2 separate regions of the Homo sapiens genome follow, and region 2 is linked to region 1. The links are chromatin loops, found by intact Hi-C in ENCODE. Cell type or tissue: IMR-90. All regions are shown on one strand. Links, peaks and the distances in the headings refer to the core of each region. The heading gives the core; the rest is flanking DNA.

What was found. Peaks named below come from ENCODE experiments on the same cell type or tissue, not always from the same donor. Only the 100,000 strongest peaks of a DNase experiment are listed, where the experiment ranks them.
Region 2: a loop joins it to region 1, with 2.5 times the contacts of the local background. A loop is called at or near these places in 2 of 110 quality-filtered maps.

Annotation. Positions count from the first base shown.
Region 1 is chr4:53,584,793-53,587,715 of GRCh38, reverse strand. All of the region lies in intron 1 of LNX1 (ligand of numb-protein X 1), which reads left to right. Among named protein-coding and RNA genes, the nearest start is that of LNX1, 5.2 kb to the left of the region's middle. In IMR-90, for the core only: no CTCF peak of the experiment used is centred there; a DNase peak (open chromatin) is centred at 1,415; H3K27ac peaks cover 659 bases.
Region 2 is chr4:53,687,179-53,690,101 of GRCh38, reverse strand. No RefSeq gene overlaps it. Among named protein-coding and RNA genes, the nearest start is that of LNX1-AS2, 96 kb to the right of the region's middle. RefSeq lists enhancers at 1,624-1,833, 1,864-1,913. In IMR-90, for the core only: no CTCF peak of the experiment used is centred there; a DNase peak (open chromatin) is centred at 1,681; H3K27ac peaks cover 1,129 bases.

The sequences.
Region 1 (2,923 bases), core at 243-2,742:
TCACTTAAAGTGGAGAAAATAGGGTCTGGTGGGATCTTGACTACTTTTTTTTTCCTTTCACTCTCTTGACCAGGATACGATCTTGACTACTCGAAATGCCGTCTGTAAGATGCTGGCAAGGCGAGGACACATAAGAGATGCTCTAAAGTGTGTCCTCCTCATTGCCTCAGTATTCATGGACTTCCCAGTAGCATACAACTATTCCTAATATTTATGTACTGACATTACATAGACTCTCTTTTATGTGGTTGGCAAATTTATTGTCCTCTGACAATGCCTCCAAAGTATCAAAGGCTTTTCAAAACTGTTTGGAAGGAAGACTGTGTCACTGTTCCTGGGTTAATATGATTTAATCATTAACTATCCCCAAAGAATAGGGTTGACATGAAAACCATAAAAAAACCATAAAATGTGGAAAACTACACTGAGCTGAAATCAGGAACAGAAAACGTTTGTTGTCTCCCGTAAACTTTCTGTGTTTACCCTTTCCTCCATTTTGTTCTGTGTGACATGAGGACACCACAGTGACCTATTTGGTTAGTTACACAGATACACACTTCAGATCAGTAAGAGGAAGAACTTTCTATGAATTAGAGTTGTCCGAAAATGTAGTAGGTTGCCTTTTGGGATACTGAGTTTCTTGTCACTGAAGGTGATCATTTTTTTTGGCATATTTAGTGCATGGTGTATGTTTGCTGGATGAGTGAATGAATTAATAAATGAATGACAAAGAGGATTTGTGTTTTTCAGCTGCACATACACTCATCTGTAAAGTGAAGATTACCTTAATGATCTCATAGGATTATTTTAGATTAAATGAAAAAACATGTTGAATACCCAGCACAGTATCTTGCATATTGCAAACTGCTCATTAAATAGTAATAATCATTATTTTTTATTTTATATTCTAAAAAGAATTTCTGCCTCAGGTAGAAGGTAGACAAGATGATCCACCAATTTGAGATTTGCAGTTTTTACAATCATCTGTTTACTCTTGTTCTCTTTGCCTTTGCCCTTCTTCACCTATCCATCTGAAAGAACTTCTCTCTGCTCTAGAAAGCCAAGTTCCTTGGCATGGTAGGCTGACTAGTACACTTCTAACAGTGGGAGCAAGTTCTATCCCAATTAACCGGGGACATTTTTGGTAACATCACTAATTTGTGACTTAGAATATGTGGACTTAGACTCCATGATTTTTTTCAAGTGACTCTTATTTGCTTCTTGTGTTTGACGCATTTGTCACAGGCACACAAAAGACTTCACCAGCAGCAGAGTCGAAACTCTCCAAGAATTTTCTTTAATAGCTTCTTGGCACAATAGCACATGCATGATGGGGAGGTCTAAATATGTCATTGCTATCTGCTGAGATGATTTGCATAACTTGCTTATGACTGCTTTTGACAGTCACGTGGCCTTTTCTGAATAGAGCGCAGCATGTTTAGGCTCCTGCATACTCGCATGAATACATGAGTCACCATGTGTTTTCAGACTCCTCATTAAATATGATTGTCTGACTTATATTACATCTTCCACAACATACACACACTCAGCCATTCTATCTGTGGCCTTTTTTTTTTCCCTTGAGGCCCTTTGCAAATTTAGTCTAACAGTCATCTCTGAAAGCATCTGTATTCTAACTTATTAATGAATTAAAGGGAAATTAATACATTTTCTAATAGGGTAGAGTTGCTAAATATGTAGCAATCTATGTGGCTGCTGTCTCCAAATATTTTTCCCTATTTCTAAGCCCTATAGAGAAGTGTTGGAAAGGATCGTTGGGAGCATTCACCCCATTCCTGCAGGAATACCCCTGGAAATATGTAACCCCTGTATTTCTAGGGCTGCCATAACAAATACCCATAAACTTGGTGGCTTAAAACAACTCCCATTTATTGTCTCACAGTTCTGGAGGCTGGAAGTTTGAAATAAAGGTAACAGCAGGGCCACACTCCTCTGAAGGCTCCAGGAGAGGGTCTTCTCTGGTCTCTTTCAGTTTCTAGTAGCTCTAGACATTCCTTAGCTTGTGGGTGCATAATTCCAATCTCTGCCTCTCTCCTCACATCACCTTCTCCTCTGCGTTTGTGTCTTCTCCTCCTGTCTTATAAGTGTCTAAGGACATCTGTCATTGAATTTAGGACCCACTCAGATAATCCAGAATGATCTCATCTCAAGATCCTAAACCTCATGACACCTTCTTAGATCGTTTTCCTGTAAGGTCATAGTCACAGGTTCTGGGGTTAAGACATGGATATATCTTTTGCAGGGACCCTCATTCTACCCACTGTATCCCCAGCTGACAACCATATACACAAGCTCTTCCAACTACTTATGGAGAGATTTCTTGTCCACTTGGAGGCTGAAATACTGAGCAAAGTACAGGCAAGGAGAGTCAGAATTGGCAGCCATCATCACTACCTTCATTTATTTCTATGTTCATGCCACAGTAGTAAGTGTTTTGTACTCTAAAGGCCTACTGAGTTCTTCCAGTCAACAGTGTGAGATATCTAATAAGACAAAACAGTAAAAACCATCATAGATTGCATTAGTAAACACATAGTATCCTGGTTAAGGAAGTGATCACTCCACTGAATCCTGAGTCCTCCAAACCAAAACAGGATAACTTCACTTCCAGGTACGGGTTTTCAAAGGGACCTTAACAAACTAGAAGGCATCCTGGGTAGATCTTTTACCACCATCTGGACTACCCAGGAAGACAATTGGAAGAACCAAAGACAAAGATAAAAACAAGGGAGGAACCACCCAATGCTGTCTTTAATTTGGGGATGTGTGTGTCATGTTTTGAGTAAGCAAATGTGATATACGTTACACTGAAAGGCAGAACAAGGCCAAAGGTCAAAGTAACGTGGGAAGCACTAGCTATTTGAAAAACTGACCAGTTCTCCATCAGTGGAAGTGTTTCAGA
Region 2 (2,923 bases), core at 313-2,812, 100 kb before region 1:
GACCTGGGTGGGGGCTGAGAGGAGTCAAAAGGATTTTACTTCATTTTTTTTTAGAGCATGTTTATGTGCAGATGGAAAATATTCAGTAGAAAGGGGGAAATTAATGATGCAGGACAAAGAGGAATGAATCGTAGGCATCAAAGCTTTGAGTGAGCAGGAGAGACAGTGCACAAGTAGAGAGAGGTTAGTCTTAGGAATAGGTACAATCTCACTCACTGGAAGAGGAGGAAAAGGAGAACATAGGGACTCAGGTGCTTGAAGTGTGGTGGATTTGGTCCTACCAACAGAAGTCCTCTTCAGTTGTTCTTATTTTCTCAGAAAAATATTCAGCTGATAGTAAGGAAGTAGAAGGGTGCTGAAGTTTTGAGAAGTGGGAAGGAGATATGGCGAATTAGCCACGAGATCAGGAGAGGAAGTGGGATAGAAGATGTATTTGAATTGAGGAGCAATGGAGGCTGTCCACCTGAGATGTATGGTCTTTAATTTAAAGTGAGATCAGTCAGTTGTGTGTTTAATGTCAACCAGTTTAGCGACATGGGGGACAGGTGTGAAGTAGGCAGTGAGAATCAAATGATGACACTTTGGTGGGGGAAGACACTAGAGATGAAGAGTTCAGCTGGGTGTGTGTTGGGTTTGAAATACCTGAGGAGATCCAGGTGAAGCTGTCTTGTAGACAGTTGGAAATGAAGAATCTGTGCTATAAATAAAGATCTGGGAATCACTGATTGATTAAAAAAAAGTTACAGAATGTGTCCTGTGCACCAGATACTGTTCTAAGCCAGACATTGTTCTAAGCACCGGGCACAACAGAGAACATAAGACAGAATCTCTGTCCTCATATAGGGCTTGTATGCTGGTGAGGAGGGGCATCATGAATAGCTCAGTCATTTCCAAAGAGAGAGATCTGCAGCCCAGGGGATGTGCAAGATGATCCCTTGAAATGCGAGCAGGAACTATTTGAACTCACATTTACATTTTTCTTATCATCTTTAATATCTATTTTTATATGTGTCTCATTCATTTTCTAAAATGCTAACACAGTAATACATATATTATTATATAAATAAGTATGGATATGTTTGGAGAGACATGCTCAAAAAGTATTTACTGATAGAGATGCTTGATTAGAAACATTTGAAAACCACTAGCCATGTGTGAGATAGTAGAAGATGAAGAAGATGATGAAGATAAGTCTCCCAAAATTGACATCAATAAAGATGTATACAAGAAATTAGATTAGCTCTGTAGAGCACAGTCTCTGAATTATTCCATCCTGGGTTAACATTTTTAAGTAATGAGCCTTCCAGAAATGGGACTAAATAAAGGTATCAGGAAGAAACTTATAATGATTTTGCTGTCAAAAAATAGAACAGGCTGCCATGTGACAAGTAGGCACATTCAGCAGAGGCAAGATGCCTGTTGGTGAGACAGGCTGTGGAGGAAGTCCTCACCAGGGCCGCACTGATTTCAGAGGGAAGATTGGACCACAAGACCCTCAAGTGCCTTGTAACTCTAAGCATCTATGAGTGTATGAAGAATAAGCTGGGAATTTGGAATTATAATAATCTCTTTATGTAAGGAATTGGATTGAGGAAGGGTGAATCATAGCCTTGCATCTACAAACAGAGGGGTGATGGTCTGCCCAGATTACAGCCAAGGGAGAGCTGCAGAATGTGTCAGCATTTCCAGCTTGCTTCGTGGGAGAGGGTGCCTGAGTAGCAGATGTGAACATTTTGGTTTCTGTGGTTGGTATTTTCCTATAGTGGAGAAGAGTGACTCATGAGGTCCACACAGCCAGATGAAAATCACCCTAGAGAGGCAGCTCAGAATAGTGGAAAGTTACTCCATGGACTGTTGTCTTCAGTGCTTGCAGGTAAAGAAACTGAAGCTCAGAGAGACTAAGCAAGTAGGCTGGAGCCACCCAGCTGAGAAGTGGTGGAGCTGGGATTCAAAGCCAGGGCTATCTAGCTTCAAATTCCATGTTTACTCTGCTACATGGTAAATTTAAGAAATCCTTTAGGAAAAACTCAGAGGGGTGTAGATGATCAAAGAAGTGAGACTATATTTCTTTTCTTTTCTTTTTTTACTTTAAGTTCTTCAAGTTCTGGGATACATGTGCAGAATGTGCATGTTTGCTACATAGGTATACATGTGCCATGGTGGTTTGCTGCACCTATCAACTCATGATCTAGGTCTTCAGCCCCGCATGCATTAGGTACTTGTACTAATGTTCTCCCTCCCTTGCCCCCCAACCCCTGACAGGCCCTGGTGTGTGATGTTCCCCTCCCTGTGTCCAAGTGTTCTCATTGTTCAACTCCCACTTATGAGTGAGAACATGCGGTGTTTGGTTTTCTGTTCCTGTGTTAGTTTGCTGAGAATGATGGCTTCTAGCTTCATCCATGCTCCTGCAAAGGACATGAACTCATCATAAGAATGTATTTCTAAGGATACAGATTGGCTACTGTAACAAAGACAGCCAAGAAATACCAAAACCAGAGAATTAAACAAGATAGAAATATTTTTTCCTCATACTTAATGGTCTGAGCACAGGGAGTCCAGGGCTTATATGACAGGTCCATTTTGTTGGGGCCCAGGTTCCATCTAACTCTCGGCTCTGCTGTCTCATGTTGTTGCCTTTATCTGCATGGCTAAAGACTGTATAGCTCCCCAACACACCACCTTGGTCTGTATTTCATCTAGTGGAAAGAGGGAGAAGGAGAGGGAAGACGTACTTCCTTCTCTTAGGTGTGACGCAGTTGTTGTACACCTTGCTTCTGGTCACAGCTCCTTGGACACTGAGTTATGATGGAAGCTGGGAAACGCCTTCATTCCAAGGAGCTATATGACTAGCAAAACTCAAAGATTCTATTTCTAAAAGGTGAAAGGGAAAATAGATATTGACAGGCAATCAGCAGCCTCTGGC